Regions from separate parts of the Homo sapiens genome. Here all the other regions are linked to region 6. A link is a contact called in ENCODE Hi-C or POLR2A ChIA-PET data. All regions are on one chromosome and are shown on one strand. Each heading gives the region's core, a stretch centred on a gene start or an enhancer-like site at or near the end of the contact. The rest is flanking DNA. Distances are from core to core; before and after follow the strand shown. Region 1 holds the start of ADGRF3 (adhesion G protein-coupled receptor F3). Region 2 holds the start of CLIP4 (CAP-Gly domain containing linker protein family member 4). Region 3 holds the start of RAB10 (RAB10, member RAS oncogene family). Region 4 holds the start of CENPA (centromere protein A). Region 5 holds the start of SLC35F6 (solute carrier family 35 member F6). Region 6 holds the start of RBKS (ribokinase).

What was found. A loop is a pair of places that touch in the nucleus more often than their neighbours do. ChIA-PET counts read pairs that join two places held with the same protein, here RNA polymerase II (POLR2A). Pooled maps may share reads with other maps.
Region 1: a map of CD4-positive, alpha-beta memory T cell shows a loop between it and region 6 (14-fold over the local background). The contact joins the promoter of ADGRF3 here to the promoter of RBKS in region 6. A Hi-C loop is called at or near these places in 1 of 168 maps with a recorded cell type or tissue (CD4-positive, alpha-beta memory T cell), 1 of 37 single-sample maps with no recorded cell type and 7 of 50 pooled maps.
Region 2: a loop to region 6 is called in a map of CD8-positive, alpha-beta T cell, with 21 times the contacts of the local background. The contact joins the promoter of CLIP4 here to the promoter of RBKS in region 6. A Hi-C loop is called at or near these places in 3 of 168 maps with a recorded cell type or tissue (CD8-positive, alpha-beta T cell and naive thymus-derived CD4-positive, alpha-beta T cell), 2 of 37 single-sample maps with no recorded cell type and 10 of 50 pooled maps. POLR2A ChIA-PET finds 5 or more read pairs at or near these places in 1 of 52 experiments (naive thymus-derived CD8-positive, alpha-beta T cell).
Region 3: a loop to region 6 is called in a map of CD4-positive, alpha-beta T cell, with 19 times the contacts of the local background. The contact joins the promoter of RAB10 here to the promoter of RBKS in region 6. A Hi-C loop is called at or near these places in 2 of 168 maps with a recorded cell type or tissue (CD4-positive, alpha-beta T cell and OCI-LY7), 1 of 37 single-sample maps with no recorded cell type and 7 of 50 pooled maps.
Region 4: a loop to region 6 is called in a map of B cell, with 8 times the contacts of the local background. The contact joins the promoter of CENPA here to the promoter of RBKS in region 6. A Hi-C loop is called at or near these places in 2 of 168 maps with a recorded cell type or tissue (B cell and CD4-positive, alpha-beta T cell), 1 of 37 single-sample maps with no recorded cell type and 6 of 50 pooled maps.
Region 5: a map of CD4-positive, alpha-beta T cell shows a loop between it and region 6 (5-fold over the local background). The contact joins the promoter of SLC35F6 here to the promoter of RBKS in region 6. A Hi-C loop is called at or near these places in 2 of 168 maps with a recorded cell type or tissue (CD4-positive, alpha-beta T cell and naive thymus-derived CD4-positive, alpha-beta T cell) and 6 of 50 pooled maps.

Annotation. Positions count from the first base shown.
Region 1 is chr2:26,345,418-26,348,606 of GRCh38, reverse strand. ADGRF3 (adhesion G protein-coupled receptor F3) reads left to right here and starts at 1,818. Exons shown (of 14, transcript NM_001321971.2): 1 at 1,818-2,486. The coding sequence starts at 2,373. It overlaps SELENOI (selenoprotein I), which reads right to left and starts at 2,464. Exons shown (of 10, transcript NM_033505.4): 1 at 2,318-2,464. The coding sequence starts at 2,374. RefSeq lists enhancers at 1,560-1,659, 1,772-2,539, 2,860-2,999 and silencers at 2,200-2,249, 2,310-2,369, 2,420-2,649.
Region 2 is chr2:29,113,657-29,116,744 of GRCh38, reverse strand. CLIP4 (CAP-Gly domain containing linker protein family member 4) reads right to left here and starts at 1,330. Exons shown (of 16, transcript NM_024692.6): 1 at 1,080-1,330. It overlaps LOC105374386 (a long non-coding RNA gene), which reads left to right and starts at 2,001. Exons shown (of 3, transcript XR_007086265.1): 1 at 2,001-2,076. RefSeq lists silencers at 680-919, 1,110-1,469.
Region 3 is chr2:26,032,319-26,035,437 of GRCh38, reverse strand. RAB10 (RAB10, member RAS oncogene family) reads right to left here and starts at 1,354. Exons shown (of 6, transcript NM_016131.5): 1 at 703-1,354. The coding sequence starts at 829. It overlaps LOC124907743 (a long non-coding RNA gene), which reads left to right and starts at 1,689. Exons shown (of 2, transcript XR_007086249.1): 1 at 1,689-1,760; 2 at 2,777-3,027. RefSeq lists an enhancer at 1,099-1,148 and a silencer at 1,459-1,688.
Region 4 is chr2:26,784,349-26,787,737 of GRCh38, reverse strand. It overlaps CENPA (centromere protein A), which reads right to left and starts at 1,682. Exons shown (of 5, transcript NM_001809.4): 1 at 1,442-1,682. The coding sequence starts at 1,541. RefSeq lists enhancers at 901-950, 1,011-1,060, 2,151-2,250, 2,512-3,281 and a silencer at 1,391-1,500.
Region 5 is chr2:26,762,817-26,765,706 of GRCh38, reverse strand. SLC35F6 (solute carrier family 35 member F6) reads right to left here and starts at 1,423. Exons shown (of 6, transcript NM_017877.4): 1 at 1,281-1,423. The coding sequence starts at 1,357. RefSeq lists a silencer at 1,247-1,556 and an enhancer at 1,567-1,766.
Region 6 is chr2:27,888,500-27,891,676 of GRCh38, reverse strand. RBKS (ribokinase) reads left to right here and starts at 1,290. Exons shown (of 8, transcript NM_022128.3): 1 at 1,290-1,420. The coding sequence starts at 1,332. BABAM2 (BRISC and BRCA1 A complex member 2) reads right to left here and starts at 948. Exons shown (of 12, transcript NM_199191.3): 1 at 835-948. It overlaps BABAM2-AS1 (BABAM2 antisense RNA 1), which reads left to right and starts at 563. Exons shown (of 1, transcript NR_028308.1): 1 at 563-2,221. RefSeq lists a silencer at 823-1,102.

The DNA of each region.
Region 1 (3,189 bases), core at 569-3,068, 1.5 Mb after region 6:
CAATTGCGTTAAGTAACACAATAGCGAATGCAAGTGTCAATACATAACACAGAATCCATCCCACGCTCTTCCATACCAAAAATCAATTGTCTTATAGTTTCCTGCTTCAGAAACCTAATTTCCACTCCCCGTGTGCACCCCTTTCAGCAGTTATTCTGTATATCTGTCAGGTTTCCAACTGTAGCTCTCAGATATACCTCTAGGGAAGATAAATTAAACTACTTCAAAAGTAATTTTTCCACCAACTGCTTTTGTAGTGTCAGTTCTTCTTTACATCCCTCTTATAAAGCATCACATGAGGGAATACAAAATATCTTTTGAGTGTTTTCAATCTTTACCCATTTATGGGGAAAAAAGACTTTTTAAAATAAGCATTTATAAAGCGCTTACTATCTGAAGACAACATAAGGGGAACGCAACGATAAGAAAAAAAGATCTGTGAGATTTGTGTTCAAGCAAAACTGATCCCATGGATTTTTCCTTTGGATACCACTGGATTCATAATTTTAATATAAATGCAGTATTGAGTAATTGCAATAGAAGAATATTTAGGTTATAAATGTGTGCTTTTTTTTCCCCAAGGAAGCCTCATTATAACTAAAATGATATCAACAAACTATTTTAGTGAACATTGGACGCTTGCTAAATCGACCTTTGTTTTCCAGGATGATAGGAAGTCATCTGCTGTCAGATACAGGAACTTATATAATAAAAAAGGGGGAAAGATCAGAACAGAAAATTACACGAAACTTCTAGTAAATTAAGACACTTATTTAGTTGAAAATATAAATCTAGGGAAGATTCTTTATAAGAAAAAGGAGATTTCCTATTATAAACACTGCTCCCATTGAAATAGCTATTTTATTGGCACTTAGAAAGTCAGACCCTAGTAAGGAAGAAAATGTTTTATATGTCAATATTTACCCTGCAGAACAGACAACAAAAGGGGAGTAGAGCTTAAGGCAAAACAGGAGGTATCTGGGTTAACAGCCTTCTAAAATGAAAGTTGAAAAGCACTGGCCCGAGTTACCAAGAAGGCTCTGGACCCTCTTTCCACTTAAAATGTTAAGACAAGTCATCACCTCGGTTCAGAATGGTATGGCACAATACGGCTTGAAAGCAGAGAAACATGCTATGTGACCTTCTAAGGACCCTTGCTTTTTTTTTTTTTAACTCGAGTTAAACAAAATCCATTATGACTTTTTCAGTTATTCATTCATTCCACAAATGCTTACTGGGTGCCTAGTATGCACATAGCACTGTGCTTAAGCCATGATGGTCCACAAGAAAACTCTAATGAGTTGGGCATTATATTCTAATGGCGAGACACGCTAAAGCAGCAATTCCATAAACGAACAGAGCGCACATTTAAGGGGGAAAGGGGCACGTAGGGAGGGCTTCTTTGAGGAAGCAATATTTAAGCTAAGATGTGAAGATGAACGGGTAACAACAAGGATGAAGGGTTAAAGCCCATATTTCAGGCTTGGTCGACTGGATGGTTAGAGTCATTCATTGGTAAAGGAACTGCGGATGGGAACCAGATTTGGAGGAAAGTTAACCACCCGCATTTATTTACTGGGGTCCTAGTATGTTGCCAAGCGCTTCACAAATTCCTCTAATCATTTTGCACAGCAGAAGCTATTACTTTCAGTTTCATACACAAAAGAGAGGCTGAGCGGGGTTAAAATGACGTGCCCAAGACGAAATAAAGAAATCTGACTTTTGTAATCAGGTTTGTATGTGCTCGAAAGCCCGCGCTCTTTCCACTCCACAGCTCCTTCCTGTGCACCTCCCTTTCATCTGGTGGCCCTAGCGCCACAAGCTGCCGCTTAGGAAGTCCCTGCCGGGAGCAGAAGTGGAGACATCAGCAGGATGGCATCGGCAAGTCGCTCCCCTCCCGGGCCTCATCTGCCAAACGATCATCTCCTCCTCCGAAGTTGTATGCATGACAGGCGAGTGGAAACTTCACTAAAATGAAGGCGATTGACACAACAGAAGGAACTCCATCCTTTCGGGGGCTTACGAAAATAATAAGTTTAAAAAAAATAGGAAGGGAATTCCCTCGCTCCATGATCACTGAGCGCTCTCCTAAGGAAAAGGAAATCTCCCGGGGGGTGCCGACTACGGGCGGCGGGCTTAGGATGCTCCCACGCTCCCCGACCCCCAATCCCCAGGACCCGCAGGACCTCCGGAGGAACGCCCGCCAGCCCGCCCGGAGCCACGCGGCACAAGGTGACACGGACCGCGCCGCGCGGGCCCCTCAGCCGCCTGGGCGAGGCCGGGAGCAGGGAGAGGGGCATCCGCCGGCCCGCGGTACCTTGTACTTATCAAAGCCAGCCAGCTGCTCCGGGCTCACGTATTCGTAGCCAGCCATGACGACCCGAAAACTGAGCGCCCACTCGGCAGCGACTCCCGGCTACAAGGCTGTGACACACAAGCACCACACCGGCTGGGCAAGGATGGCAAAGACTGGGCTGCCCGAGAAGGTAGGAGAGCCGCGCTCCGCCCACCGCGCACGCGTAGCCGCCTCGGCCCCTTCGGCCGCCTCTCAGTGCGCAAGCGCAGCCCACGCTTCTCCCCGCCCATCGAGGGGGGGTTGCTAGCCCGCTCGAGCGGCCCGTCCCCCGACACTGCTGTTGTCCAATCGGCGTGGATCAGGCAACACTAAGTCCCGCCTTCCAGCTCTCTTCGTCGCTTCATTTGCTAGCGTCAAAATTGGTGAGCTGAGGTAAGGCAAGAGAGGGGGTGAAAGGTCAATTTCCCAGCGGGCTTTGCTCCCGGTCCCGGGGGAAGGTGGGATTTCTGTGGTATCCGCACTTGCGTGGTGATCTGGGGTATACCGTTTTAGTCTTGGGGGTAGAGTGACTGCTTGCGAACCAGTTCAGCAGTGCCTCAGGTAAGAGGACTTAGTTCTCCCGCTGCAGCGAAGTAAAAGAGGAAGGAGGTCTGTACCGCGAGCCGCTCCCAGCTCCTGGTGCGGTGCGCTGCGTGCCGTAGAAATTTAGTAAACGTGGTTAGATGTAGAGAAGGCCGAGCTGCTGCCGGGGCCACGGGAGTCTTTGTGCGGTCAGCAGAGGGACTTGAAAGACAGGTGAAAGGACATTGGAGACAAGCCCCTCAGGTCTATGTTGCTTAGGAACCTTGGACCGCCTCATCGCACTCCGCTCTATCAAACCGTTCCAAATTAAG
Region 2 (3,088 bases), core at 81-2,580, 1.2 Mb before region 6:
GATAGACCGTATCAAATGAAAGCATTTAAAAAATGCATCATATTTACGAAAGCAAAATAAGCTGGAACCAGGATGGTTCTCCAACATAAAAACGCAGACCAACTAGACTCCAGCAGGTTCAAGTCTCTGCTTTCCTCCCCAGTTGCTCAATGCCCCGCACCACGTGATCCTGTGCTGTTTAGACGACTCACTTTAAATTGTGCACAAGATTCACAAACAACAAACGTCAAAGTGAAAGTGAAGTACAATTTAAGTGCTGGCGGATGTTCCTGAGGAAGGTGTTTACTGAAACCTTTCAAAGGCGCCCGTTTTATACGATGATGGTGCTACAATATGAACGCAGTCTAGTATCTCAGAACATACAGCAAGTTATTGTCCCATAGGAACATCATCCTCTGATACGTATCAAAACACTGTCTCAGCACAGAGCTGAAAACCAGAGTCTGGATGACGTGAACAGCCTGACATCTAATTCAAAGCTCTACCATCATAAGCAGTGAATGGGATCCTTAAGGATGCGGGCTCAGCTCCAGCGCTCCTTTCAACTTCCCCTCCCAGGTGCGGATGGTTCAGAATTAAGGGATCTCAGGTAGCCAAGGACTGCAAGGACAGCCATTTGGTTTAGCTTTGAAGACCCACTGGCCAAAGGTTTCTCGACAATTTAATGCGCAAGGGGAGTCAAGTGAGAAATGGGAAGAGGCCGCGTTGGAAAGCCACTGCGCGTGCGGGGACTCTCGGGGCAGCCGCGGCTGGCGGTCGTGGCCCAGAGCCCAGCTCCGCCGCCGGGTCCCGCACACCCCGCGCCCCTCAACCTAAAGTTGGGCCGTCCGTCAGCGGCCGCCACGAGGAGTCCCCATCCCCGCCGGGTGGGCCGCTCCGCCCCGAGAAGGCCTCCCCGCGGCCAGCGACACCGGTGCCCACGGGAGGCGGCCGCGGGGCTTCCACAGCCCCCAGCGCCTCTGCGCGACCCTCCCGGGGCCACTGACCTCCCCGCGGGCCCCCAGGGCCGCCCACCCCGGCCCCAACCCCGCCGCCGGCCAGCCCGCGGCCCGGGGGGGCCCCGCGCGCCCCCGGCCCACCTGCCTCCTCCGGGTCCTCTCGGAGCGGCCGGCTGGGGACGCGGGGGCGCGGAGGAAAGGCCGAGAGGCGCGCTCCCGCCGGCGCTGTCTCCCGTGGCCGCCCACGGAGCCTCCCGCCGCGCCGCTCCACACCTCTCCGGGCCCCTCCCGCTGCCTCCCACGCGGGGTGGGCGCGCGCGCAGTGCAGGCGGCCGGGCGGCGCGCAGGCCTCGGCCACGGCCCCGCGCACGCGCTGGGGACTCGGTGGGGACGGAGGAGGCAGCGCGCGCCTGCGCTGGCTCGCCTGGCTCCCGCGCCCCCGCACTCCCCAGCAGTCAGATGATCGGGCGCACGCGGGGCCGCGACCCCGGCTGACAGCGTCTGCGGGGTGTCGCAGTGTTACCTCCCCCGCCGCGAAGCCAGGCGGCCCCGGCACGCCGTGCGTGCCCACCGCCTTCACAGCCCTCAGCCTCGCGGCCTCACGTCTCTAACCTGCGGCGCCCCCACCAGCTGCTGGGGCCGGGGACCTAGTCTTACCCGTCTTGGGCTCCCCAGAGTCCAGCCGAGCGTGGTCAAGAGTACATCCACCAGTTCCCTGCTGGCAGCGCTTGCTGTAAAAGGCCTAATCCGTGCTACACCCACGTTGAGCAATTAGTTCATATCTCCTGCGGCTTTGCTGCCTCTTCACCCACGTTTTCTCCTGACCCCTTCTCCGTCTCCCAAGGACCAGACAGGGTGAAACTGTGCACCTAAAGTCGTGAACTCTGACAGCCTGACTCTCTGTCATCTGGTAACAAGAAAGCGTTACTGGACACATAGTGAGTCCCCTTAATGAGGAGACCTAGTAAGACCATGACCGAAGTTTGAAACATGGAGACAACAGTGTTACATCTATCAGCTGTCTCTGAGGCCTACAGCGGCTGCTTCATAGAGGCTGTACTTCTGTGTTCAGCGCGCACAGTGCCTGGCAGGAACAGATGTTGAATGAACGTCTGTCAGTGTCTCTGCAAGAGCAGAGGTAAGCGCTCACCGCACCCCGGAGCATCTTTTCCTGTTAGAATCATTGATTTCAGGGACTGGAAAAAGCCCCCTTCCCACTTGCCTGAATCCTCCTTACAGTGTCTTCCCACCAAGCAGTGGTTGAACACCTCCACTAACAAGGAACTCATTACCTTTTAAGGCAGCCATTTAATCTTTGATCAGCCTTTTGGAAATTTTCTACCTTAGGAGCTAAAATCCAGCTCCCTGCATCTCTCCCTCACTGGATTTTGTTTCTGCCCTGGGGACTCTTAAGTCTGACTCCAATTCATCCAAGACACACATTACCTGTCCCTTAGGCTACTCCTGATATGACCTGGTCACAATCCCACTCACCAGCATGTTGAGGGATTCTCTTGGATGCATTCCAGCTTGTCCAGAGCTCTCTTAAATGTGATTATCAGGAATGAGTGGGTGGCCTGCCAAGTGCGGAGAGGAAAGAGACTGCCACCTCTTCTTAGGTCCTATGCTTAACAACATTCACCATATCAAAATAGTTGCTAGGAGCAGTCACATCACATTGTTGAATCGGGTGGAGCACACTTGACTAAAACCCACAATATTTGAATACATGACCATCCCTGACCCTGGTCAGCTGCCAGTTTCTCTGTCTCTGCAGGCTCAGCATCTGCGAGTGCTCTCAGAGATAATGTGACACGGATACTTCCTCCTCCCTCTGAAGAGTCCACCTCCCTTTCCCTGCTTTCATCATACCCTCTTCTTGTCTGACCCACCCATCTCTTTAGCTGGTTAAAAGAAGGAAGGCAATCTGCCCTTGGTTGGCTTCAAGCACCTATAAATGAGGCCAATTGTCATTGAACCACAGAAAGTCATAAAGATCTGTGTGTAACAGAGTAGCTATTGGTGAAGTTTCCAAACGTATACAGTTCACTTTTATTGCTGATTTAAATTATCCATCTGAAATACCACTATTAGTAGGTGACAAGGCATGGCTAGCTCAGTTGTTCTTAGTTATAATAAAGATCTCTGTT
Region 3 (3,119 bases), core at 105-2,604, 1.9 Mb after region 6:
CTGTAAATACTAGAGTCAAATAAAATAGAAGAGAGAGCTTGACTTCACTCCGTTGGGTTTGAGGACAGAAACTGATCATCTCCCTCAGATTACTGCTTCTGTTGATGTCTCGAAAAGCACTGAGGCAAATATGCCAGAGTCCCACCCCAAGCGCGAAGAGCCTCCGATTGTTTGACACATCAATGGATTAGTGAATGAGGGCAACTCACTCTTCCCTTCTAATTTACCTTAATTATTCTTCTCAGAAACCCTCAAGTTTACTCTAAGTTATCACCATATGGAATCTTTTCTTTGCCCCAAAGTATAAATTCAGGCCTTTCCCAAATAGCTAGTACTGCTTCAATCGCAACCACTGAAATAAATACCTTAAAAATATCACACATCTACTAATTCCACGCAAATGTGGAAAAAGCCAGTCCAGTCGCCTGAAGAAATAAGGTTCTGGAACATGGTTAAATGATGCATATTTTGTAACAGAAGGCACTGAGCATAGTGGGAGACTCGAAAGCAAAAGACCGGATGGAAATCATGGGAAGACCCCGCCCCAGTAAGCTCGATGCCGATTCAAACAGTAACTTGGATGTGTCGTTTGGAATCGGAATCACTGAAACAAAGGCGTATATTACGGGAAGCAAGATGTCTGGAGTAAAATAAACGGTATGCAGCTACCGAGACCGTACACCGTCCTCCCACAGGTCTTACCTATGGTGGAAATAAAGGTAGTATTGAAGGCATCATCCGAAAAACGAAAAAGGACGCAGGTCTTCCCCACTCCGGAATCCCCGATCAGGAGCAGCTTGAAAAGCAGGTCGTACGTCTTCTTCGCCATTGGGAGGAGCGGCTCGGGCTCTCGCCGCCGGCGGCCCCAAGGGATCGGTCCCTCTCACTACGGCCAACTCCTCACTCGGGCGTTCTCAGGCCGGAGGACCGGGGAAGCGTGGGAAAAAGGCTCGAGACGGCGCGGGCGACCTACGAACAGCTTTGAGGAAGCCCCGACAGTGGCGGCGTCCAGTGCCTCCGAGGGCGGCGACCGCGGCTCCGCAGCCTCTCCCAGCCCGTCCGCCCGGTTCCGGGGAGTCGGTCGGGACAAAATGGCCTCCCCTCCCCCCTCAGGGCTTCTCGGCCGGGACGCTCCCACGGGCGAGCAAGCCTGCTCTGCCGTCGAGGAGGCGCAGCGGGCGTGAGGACAGTCTCTCTCCCGAGCGGAAACTCCCTGCTAGCACGCGGCGAGGGCAGCGAAGAAGGACCCCTAAGTCGACGAGCTCAGTTACATAGCCCCAGGAAACCGAGCCACCCCGGCCAGAGCCACCTTTTCCCCGTGCCCTCTCACGCCGGCGTGCGCGCTGCCTGAGACGCACGCAAGGGCGTACGCCCGCCCTTCCCTCACGCCCTAGCCTTGCGGTCCGCCTCTGCGCACGCGCACAAGAGGGCATGGGGGCGCGCCGAAGTGGCGAGTGGAATGCTCCTGTCTCCAAGCCTCAGTCTGAGGCTGGACCCAGAGGGGAGAAGGGAGGGGCGAGAAAGGGCGAGGCCGCGGGCGCGCTCCCTGTGGCCGCCTGATAGGGTGCGCGGCGTTACGAGCACGCCCCGGGGGAGACGCTACCTAGCGACTGCGCAGGCGCAGCGCCCCCCCTCCGACCCCCGCCTCCCGCCTCCCGCTCCCCGCTCCCCGGGACACCCTTACAGAGCCCAGCACCTCCTTCCCCTCCCGGGGTCTCCCGCTGGACTGCGCTGCGGTTTCTCTGCACAGCGCTTGTCGGGTGTGTTGAGCTGGAGGTCTTGGCGCAGCGACGGGCTTGGGTGGCCATGTGTTCCCGTGTAGGTGGAGCTCGTAAACGCGAGAAAAAGCCGCGCCCTGGGTCATTTAATAGCCTCTTTGCTAGAACGAGACGCCTCCCGGCGTGCCCCCTCTCCAGGGCCAGCCCTGACGGGGAAACATGAGCGCTCCATCCGGATTGACTTCAAGAGCAAGAGTTTGAGATGGAAAAGCTGGCCACGCCGCTCGGGTTGGGATGAGGTAATCCTCACAACCTCTTCCTGGGCGAGGAGAGGAAGGTTGAGGAACACCTGGGCGCAGGAAGAACCTCCCTGCGAAGTGGAGGGTTCTGTGCGGTGCTCAGAGAACCTGCTTCAGGCCTTTGCCGTCCTTCAGGAATCCGGGAGAACCCGAGAGCGCTCTGCAGAGGAGGTGGGGCCTCTGCCTGCCGCCAGCGTCGTACCACTGGGTTGAAAATTGAAAGGTGGTCAAGCCTACTCCCAGTCCGACACAGCCTGCTTCCTCGCATTTTCTTTTTCTTTTTTTCTTTTCTTTCTTTTTTTTTTTTTTTTTTTTGAGATGGAGTTTCGCTCGTTTCCTCGCATTTTCTTTTTCTTTTTTTCTTTTCTTTCTTTTTTTTTTTTTTTTTGAGATGGAGTTTCGCTCTTGTTGCCCAGGCTAGAGTGCAATGGCACAATCTCTGCTCACTGCAACCTCCACCACCTGGGTTCAAGTGATTCTCCTGCCTCGGCCTCCCAAGTAGCTGGGATTACAGGCATGTGCTACCACGCCCGGCTAATTTTTTGTATTTAGTAGAGACGGGGTTTCACCCTGTTAGTCAGGCTGGTGTCGAACACCTGACAGGTGACCCGCCCGCCCCGGCCTCCCAAAGTGCTGGGATTACAGGCGTTAGCCCCCGCGCCCGGGCCCTCGCATTTTCTTTGCATTTGCTTTACCTTCTGTTCTCTCTCCCCATCAGTCCTGTTTACGCCACCCTTTTTCTCTCCTACCCTTCTGTAGTTGCAGTATGCATGCTGCTGACCTTCCATTCTCAGGGACATCCATCCCTCAAAGCACACCTAGGTGTGATGGCACAGGAGTTGAACCTGGTGAGCTGGTTCAACCTGATAAAGTGGAAAACGCTGAAGTATGTGGAAAACAAGAAACAGGGATAGAGAAGTAAAAACTACATTTTCACACACACCACCCCAAGATCGCCAAATCACCAAAATGTGTATTTGATATGTAATTAAAGTTAGACTTTCAGGCAATTCCGTCTTACATTTCTGTCTTATATTTCTGTCTTACATTTTTCCTTTCTTCTCAACCACCCCTAAAGCGTCCTTACCGAAGATACTTGTCT
Region 4 (3,389 bases), core at 433-2,932, 1.1 Mb after region 6:
CCTACTCCAGCCTAGGCAACATGGCAAAATCCCACCTCTACTAAAAATACAAAAAATTAGCCGGCATGGTGGCATATGCCTGTAGTCCCAGCTACTCGGGAGGCTGAGCTGGGAGAAGCACCTGAGCCTGGGAAGTTGAGGCTGCAGTGAACCCTCGTGGCATCACTGCACTCCAACCTGGGCGATGGGTCTCAAAAAAAAAACAACAAAAAACCAAAAAGCCGGCCGGGCGCGGTGGCTCACGCCTGTAATCCCAGCACTTTGGGAGACCGAGGTGGGCGGATCACGAGGTCAGGAGATCAAGACCATCCTGGCTAACACGGTGAAACCCTGTCTCTACCAAAAATACAAAAAATTAGCCGGGCGTGGTGGTAGGCGCCTGTAGTCCCAGCTACTCGGGAGGCTGAGGCAGGAGAAGGGCGTGAACCCAGGAGGCGGAGCTTGCCGTGAGCGGAGATCGCGCCACTGCACTCCAGCCTGGGCGACAAAGCCTGACTCCGTCTCCAAAACAAAACAAAAAACCCAAAAAAGCCTGTAGGCACAGTGGCTCATGCCTGCAATCCCAGCACTTTGGGAGGCCCAGGCAGGAGGATCACTTGAGGCCAGGAGTTTGAGACCAGCCTGGGTAACACAGGGAGACCCAGTCTCTACAAAAAGCAATGAAACAAATAAACTACAATACACTTCCCATCTTCCTCATAGCTACGTAGCAAGAGTTAAGAGATAAGTAAAGCAGCTGTTGCCACCATGTACCATACAGGCATCTGCCTCCTCCTGCCGTTGGGTCTCCCATCCACCAGCCCACCATAGACAATTAAGACACAGACTTCGGCCCCTTTTCCCGGACACAAGCTCTGGAAGGCAACAGAGTGAGCAGCGCAGAGGGCCTCGGTTCAAGGCCTAACAGCCTCTCCCGGAAGGGAAAAAAAACCCCTGAAAGACACCTCCTAAGAGGACTCCTGTTTGAAATCGTCACCGAAAGCAGTCAATACTTTTGCAATTTAAAAATGCACAAACACAGAGGATTGGAAATCCCGTGTCCGCCAGAACACCAAGTTGTGTGACTCTGCTCAAGCTCTCTGGCCTGTGCCTCGGCTTTCTCATTAGCTGTAAAATGGGCACAATATGAAGCTGAGATAACGCACGAACAGTGGGAGGCAATGCCTGGTTGGCGGTGGGCGGTGGGCGCTGGGTAACCACTAGTCCTAACAAGAAGACGGCGTTAGGAGCCAAGTGGCTAAGCCGGTCCCTTCCCGCTTTCGGAACCGCCTGCTCCAGCCCCTCGCAGGGCTGGCACCGCCCGTGCCCGGAGCGGATGCCGGACGGCGGAACCGCGTTGTCCCCCAACAGGGAAGTGCCACGGGATCGGGACTCGGGAGATCCGGGCTCCGCCTGCGAGCCTCGGTTTTCTCCTCTTCGAGATGGGGCCGCGGCCGGTTACCTAAGGAGGGGCCCCGCCGGGAGGGGCCGGGGGTCGGGGTCGGGCTCGGGCTGCGCCTCCTCGGGGCCTCGGGCTTTCGGCTCCGGCGGCGCGGGCCCATGACACGCCGCAGAGGGTGCTGGCGCCCGGTCCCACGGCTCCTGCTCGGGCTGCCGGGTCCGGGAGCGAAAGGCTGGCTTCTGGGGAGCCCAGAGAACGCTGTGCCGCGAGCCTCACATGAGCCGGTGCTTGGCAGAAGTCCGCGCCGCTCGCGTTCAAATCGCTCGCTCCGCCCACTTCACGGCCGGCGTTTTTTAAAACCCGAATCCAGCGACTCCCAGTGGCTGACTCTGGAACGCCCCTTACGTAGAGCGACTGCAGGTAGGGCCAATGAGAGTATGCACCGAGACACAAATATAGCGGCGATGATAGGAGGACAGGGGAGACTGATGGTAAAATCAACCAATAGACAACTAAAGAGATGGGGCGGGAAATTCTCCTGCCCCCTGCTTGCCAATCTGGTTGCTGGTCTTTGCGGGACCGTACTGACGTCCTCAGGTGCCCTCCAGTCAAAACACCGAAGCTCAGTTTGGAACGTGGATGGTGTGTTTGTAGAACGTGCTTTCTAGAAAAGTCGCTTTCCTCAAACATTTTATGCTTTGCCTTAGCAACGCAGAGATGGCTTTTAAAGATGAGGAAACAGACCCATAGAGAATGTGACAACCCCGTGTCGTATCTGCGACTCTCCCAGGAACTATCCACAGATATACTCAGAATCCAGTTCAACTGCATAAACTTTGCTGACGCTTGGGGTCGCGGGGACGGCGGGATCGGCGGGGCTTTGAGAATAAGGTCCGGGCAGGGCAGGCCTCGGCACTATAGCAACGCAATCGTCCCAAAAAAATGCTCTCTTCCCTTTGTTGGGGATAATAAAAATTCAAGTCATGTCCCGGTATGTAGAATAAGGGGAATTTTAATTTTCTAAATTTTATTTCTTGCATTTTCTAAATGTTCTACAGTGAACATGTAATCAGGAAAAATGTTATAAAATTAGTGATTTCATGGAACCCTTGTGCATTGCTGGTGGGAGTGTAAAATGCTGCGGCTGCTGTGAAAAATAGTATTGGTGGTTCCTCAAAAAATCAAAAATAGAATTACCAGATGATCCAGTAATTCCACTTCTGGCTAAATATCCAAAAGAATTTAAATATAGCCAGGGACTTGAACAGATATTCTCACACCCATGTTGATAGCGGCATTCTTCACAACAGCCCGAAGGCAGAAACAGCCTGAATACACACCAACAGATGAACGGATAAACAAAATGGGGTGTATACCACAATGTTATTCAGCCTTTAAAAGGAAGGGAATTCTGACACCTGCTGCAACATAGATGAACCTTGAGGACGTTATGCTAAGTGAAATAAAGCAGTCCACCAAGGGACAAATGCTGGGCTGGGGTGCGGTGGTTCATGCCTGTAATCCCAGCGCTTTGGGAGGCCAAGTTGTTCGGAACCACTGAGTTCGAGTTCGAGTCCAACCTGGCCAACATGGCGAAACTCCATCTTGCCGAGCGTGGTGGCTCACGCCTGTAAACCCAGCACTCTGGGAGGCCGAGGCAGGCAGATCACCCGAGGTCAGGAGTTCAAGACCAGCATGGCCAACATGGCGATACCCCGTCTCTACTAAAAATATAAAAATTTGCCAGGTGCTGTGGCTCACGCCTGTAATCCCAGCTACTCAGGAGGCTGAGGCAGAGTTGCTTGAACCTGAAAGGCGGAGGTTGCAGTGAGCCGAAATCATGCCACGGCACTCCAGCCTAGGCGACAAGAGTGAGACTCTGTCTCAAAAAAAAAAAAAAAAAAAAAAGAGAAGGGGAAGGAGAAGGAGGAGAAGGAAGAAAGAAACCCCACCTCTACCAAAGATACACACACACACAAATTAGCCCGGGCGTGCAGATGTATGCCTG
Region 5 (2,890 bases), core at 174-2,673, 1.1 Mb after region 6:
AGGTGGGGCCCACCCAGGACTCCACTGACTGTGCCCACCGTTTGGGGAAGGGAGAACACTGTGACTGTCGTGTGCGTACACGTCTGTCTCCTCCACCTCAGATTCCAAGCATCTCAAAGGCAGAGATCGCCTCTTGGTCACTTCTGTCCCCTTCCCTTACACACCGTAGGTACCTTATACATGGGATCGTGCCATTGCACTCCAGCCTGGGCAACAAGAAAAGGAGGGGCAGGAAGGCCCTGCCCTGAGATGGAGACAGAGAGAGACAAAGAAATGCCATCCTGCCCACAACAGAGGGGAGGCTAGGCCCTGTCCCTCAGTCTCATGACTGCCTGGGTCCTTAGTCCCTAACCTCCTGGGAACTGTCCCCCCTCTCACCCCCATACATCAGAGCTGAACTGGCCACTTGCCCTCTCTGTCTGAGTTAATGGCACTTTTCTTCTCCCAGGCAGAAACCCTGGAGTGATCCTTGTTTCTTGCTCATGTGGGTCAGGCCTGTGGCCATTCACACCTGGTCTCTGCCACCAGTTGTCCCTTCCTTTCTCTTCTCACTGCCACCTCCTAGTTCCCCTCATCTGCTATGCAGCAGCCTTGGAGTGGTTTTTCCTGCACCAAACCACTCCTCATGTCATTGAGTCAATCATATCACTTTCAACATGTCATTCCCCAGCTCAAAAGCACTTTTCTGATTATGAGAGAAAATCTAACCTGGGCATTTGATGCTGGTTACAATCGACTTTGATCTGGCCTTTCCGTAGACTTTCCTTGACTTACAGTCTCAGACACATTCCGAAATCCCACCTAAGCTTCAAAGCACAGCTCTAACCCCTCATCCTTGAGGGGCCGTGGGGCACCTCCCTGTCTGCCGCTTGAGGCCTCCACGCTCACTGGGTCACTCGGCCTGCACAGCCACTACTGCGGCTCATGTGCACAAGTCCAGGGGTCTCTCCCAGCTCGTGGAGGGAGGTGCTCAGGCTTGGACGCCAGCACTGGAAGGGCCGTGGAAAGGAATCGGCCAACCCTCCTGTTAAAAGACGTGGAAACAGGAGCGGAGGCTGTACAGCAAATCAAAGCCGGGGCTCGGATCCCCCCGTCCGGGGCGCAGCCCCGCTCCGCATTTCCCCGGGCCTCGCATCCCTTGGGTGGTCATAACGCGCGCGAACTGACCGGAGCAAGTGGGAAAGCAGGGGAAGCCAGGAGGGCAGGGCCAAGAAGGGGGAAGGCGTAGAACGAGCGCCGGGGTCGCCAGGGCCCGCACGCCCGGCAGGGCCCAGACTCACTTTGCCGAGAGCGTGTTGATGGAGCCGGTAACAAGCATGAGCCCGGCCAGGAACAGCTGGTACTTGGTCCAGGCCATGTCGGCGGACGCTGGGGTTCGCTCCAGTTAGCGGCGCCGGGCCCCGTCACCCGGGGTCTCCTGCGCGAGCGCTTCCGGGCCGGGCGTCACGTGACCCCTCCTGCTCGCCCCGCCCCCGGGGAGCGCGCCTGAGCCACGGTGCCCGCGCTCTGCCGAGTCGTCCTGGAGCGCTTTGGTGGCCACGCCGTGGCCCTGGCAAATCACGGCCCAGGCCTTCCAGTTTTTTTTTTCTTTTCTTCCTCACTCTCCCCCGCCTTTTTGGGTTTCTTTTTTCTATTTTTTTGAGAAGGAGTCTCACTCTGTCGCCCAGGCTGGAGTGCAATGGCATGATCTCGGCTCACTGCAATATCCGCCTCCTGGGTTCAAGCGATTCTCCTGCTTCAGCCTCCCGAGTAGCTCGGATTACAGGCGCCCTTCACCACGCCCGGCTAATTTTTTGTATTTTTAGTAGAGACAGGGCTTCACCATGTTGGCCAGGCTGGTCTCGAACTCCCGACCTCAGGTGATCCGCCCTCCTCCGCATCCCAAAGTATTGGGATTACAGGCGTGAACCACCGCGCCTGGCCTTGGTTTCTTATTTTTATCTTTGGGTCTTCCTATTTGTAAAAGGGGCGGATGGGACAGTGCAGTGAGGGTGCATCGTGGCTATTACAGCATTTTGTGAATCGTTTTGAGAGGTTGAGCTGGGCGGTGTCAGAAAGGAGCCCTGAAGTGGGCCTGCCGGGAGTTCCTTGGGGACCCTGTAGAGAGGAGATTCCCACGCTGGACGTTTCCACTTCGGGGCTCCTATCTGATACCGCCCACCTTGGGCACAGTTCATATCTTTCAGCAAAGTGGCGAAGGCATCTAGCTCCAGTTGCCGAGGACACCATTTTATAGCTGAGGACAGTAAATTCAGCGAAGCAGAGTGATTTGCTTAAGAACCTGCTGGTGAGCAGTGGGGTAGGGATTTGCGCTTGGGTTCTCCAGTCTCCAAAAATCCGTGCCTTCCGCATGGCCTCTGCACCAAGCCCTGCTTCACTGCTCCTTTGTGGACTTTCTGGTCGCAGCTGAGGCATCCAGGCAGAAAGACCATCCCTAGGTTTGTTTGAAGAGGGTGTTGACGAAGAGTCACACTCTAAAATATTTGAAGGGATTTATTCTGAGCCAAATATTTGTGACCATGGCCCGTGACACAGCCCTCAGGAGGTCCTGAGAACATGTGCCCAAAGTGGTCGGGGCGCAGCATTTTAGAAAGACACGAGACATCAATCAAATACATTTAAGAAATACATTGGTTTGGTCCAGAAAGGTAGGACAACTCAAAGCCGGGAGGAGGGGAGAGGGTGGGGCAGGAAACGGGAAAAATATCTATCTATGTTAATAGAGATTTTTGTTTTTTTTTGAGACGGAGTCTTGCTCTGTCGCCCAGGCTGGAGTGCAGTGGTGCGATCTCGGCTCACTGCAACCTCCACCTCCCGGATTCAATCAGTTCTCTGCCTCAGCCTCCCAAGTAGCTGGGACTACAGGTGCCTGCCACCACGCCTGGCTAAA
Region 6 (3,177 bases), core at 41-2,540:
CTCCAAAATCAGAAGTCACTTAGCCAAAAACACTGGTCCTTTGGTGCAGTGAACCGGGTACATGGACAGGGAGTCACCACCGGTAGTAACTCTTACGCATGGCAGCACTATAATACACCCCAGATATACAAATATTTACGGTGGTCAGAGTCCCCTGAATACTACTACTGCAATTTGTATTTCCTGATTTTGACGTATTGCAAAAGGAAAATGCAAAATTACAATTTTTGCAAGGGTCTGCTACCCCAAAATAAAGTTACAAAAGGTCCTTTGATGAGAGGCCTGGGGATTACAAAGACGTCTAAAGCACCATCCAGGTTCTTGCAATTAAAATGAGATGACAAACACGGAAACATGTGCCCTGCTGACGTCATGGAACGGAAAGGGGTGGCATCCTGCTGCGTCACGTCGACGTCATACAGCGCACGAGGGAAGTTACACTGGGGAAGCAATTTCCCCCAAGGGGCAACATTCGAGAAAAACAAGTTAGCTCAGACCCGAAGAATGACCACCCCACTCTAGGGGACGTCTTAAAAAGGGACACTCTCCCCTCTTCCAAACTGTATGATTCCCCTCATCAGGCAACAAGGAACTAATACTCGGGGTTTACAGGAACCAGGGGATGGGCCAGATATGGAGAAAGAGACGCCTCTGGCCTTGGGGGCTCGTTCTTGAGGGAATCAGCGTGATGGGGATGAGAAGGGCATCTTTGGAACGGGGGCCTTCTCCATAGGAAGAGGAGGCGAGTCCCCTGGCCATATTTAAACCACAGTTCTCCACGCCACCTGTGCGACTCGGGATCCAACCTCCCCGCACCAGCCCCAGTCCAGGTACCTGGAACTTAGTCCGATCGGTAACCGGCGACTACGTGGGGTACAGGTACCCGAGCGCGCCCCCGACAGACGCACCGACCTGCGCGCGCGCCGCGGGCAGGATGCGTGCGCACTCCCCGGACGTCCCGCCCCGCCCCCTCTGCGGCCCCGAAGCTGGGCGGCGTGCGCGCCCCCGCGCCGCGCCGAGCCGGGCGCTCGGAAAGGCGTCCCCGCGGTGCCTGACAGTTCCTTCCTCAGCGCCTGCCCCGTGAGTGACGAGGAGCGCGGAGTCTCGCCATATCAGGAGGGCCCTGTTACGTGAGGCTGTGCACCGAGACTATTCCAGGAAGAAGAGGGGACACTTGGTGGGCGGGGTGATTTCGGGCAGTCAGGTGGGCGACCCGCGTAGGCGTCTGAAAGGCCCGCGTCGTTAGGGAGGGCAGGAGTGGCGTCTCTGGTTACGGGGTCGGGCAAAGGGCAGAGGTCACCGTCCAGGTTGGACAGCAGCACCTTTGAGCGATGGCGGCGTCTGGGGAACCCCAGAGGCAGTGGCAAGAGGAGGTGGCGGCGGTGGTAGTGGTGGGCTCCTGCATGACCGACCTGGTCAGGTTAGTCCGGGGCCAGTTACTCAGTCTGCGGCTCGGGGGAGGAGGCGTGCCGTGCGCTATGCGCCCAGTGGAGCTTTTGGGCGCTGGGTCTCCAGGGATAGACAGTGCTAGCTTTGGGTATGAGCTGCAGGTTTTCGAAGCCTTCAGCCTACCTTCCTGGCATGAAAGAACTTGAGTATATAAAGGTAAATCTCAGGGGAGGGGACGTAATAGGCCAGGGTTTAGTGAAAGCTCTAATATTACTCAAAGCGCTCCCCAAAGACCTGCCCTCCAAAGACTTGCGCCCCCAAAGACCTTTCTTGGCCCGGCTGCTGAGCCTTTCCCCAAACGAGCCAGGGAACTTTGCCCACGTCATTTTACCTCCGAGAATGTGCCTACCTCACAGGGTTGTTGTGAGGACTAAATGAAGTAAAGTGTTTTGTCAAGCGTAACATTATCCAAATTGGGTATTATTCGTCTGAGCTTATTGTATAAAATAATGAGTTGAGCAGAAATCAAAAAGACTGTCACCTTTCACCATGTTGATTGTCGGCATTACTGCAGTATTTTATATTTACAGCGTATTTTTCAGCAAGCCAAGTATGAATCAAAATAAAAACATAAACACAGTATTTACAACCTCTGAAAACGATGATCAAATTATGATAGAAAATATGCCAAATGAAAATTGTTGAGTTAGGTCAGTAAGATTGAGTAGACAGATCCTTCTGATTTTTCTTTTTTTTAAATTAAGGTAGCTTTTCTGATTACAAAAGTAATGTATGTTCACTGTAAAATTAGTAATAAATTCAGATATTCCAAGAAAATCCTACCACTCCAATTACTGCAGTTCAGTCTTTTGATGAATATCTTTTCAGTTGTAATGCTACTTTGTGTTATAAAAATGATCAGGTATGCTACAGTAACACCTCATTCGTCCTGAAATGTTGCTTTTCCAAAGGGTAATAGAGAACGTGGAACTAAACAAAAAGGCTTTGGGACAATCAAAATAAGTCACCAAATTGCTGCACCAAACCACCTGTATTCTACTCAGAAAATAGGTCTAGGGTCTTCATGTAACCAATTTAACCTTACCTTAAAATATTTATAAGCTGTGTTACCAAATTTCCACTGAGATTAGAAAGGTGGGAGTTAGAGAAGAGACTGCTAGAGGCAGTTATAGTGACTGACGAAAACTTGAGGATGAGTAGGAGACTGTGTAACGAGAAGAAGCAACAAAAGAATTTTAAATACCAATGACCTTTATTTTTCCACAAATATTAGAACTATTCTGTCAGACACTGTGCCAAGATAAAAATACTTTCCTTTGGTGACAGAGCATAAAATTGAATCTAGTTGGAGACATTTGTTGAAGAGGCCTGTACATCTTTTTCTAGAGCAAGAGTAAGTAAACTTTTCTGTAAAGGGCCAGATAGTAAATATTTTAGGCTTTGCAAGCCGTATGTGGTCAAGGTCACATTTTTTTTTAACAACATTTTTTAAATGTAAAAACCATTCTTACCTCCCAAGCCTTACAAGAACATCCTGCAGGCCATAGTTTGCAGACATCTGTGTAGAAAGAACATTACTGTGTTTACAACACAATATAGCAATTGATTTTACTGGTGATGACTCTTTTCAAGAAAAGGTTATATGGTACTTACTAAATTTTGTATAAAAATAGAGCATGTATTTCACTTTAGAAAAAGTTTCATCAAAAATTCATAAAGTTGAGTTACATAAAGGAATAAACCTTCATCTAAAATGATTCATTCCAT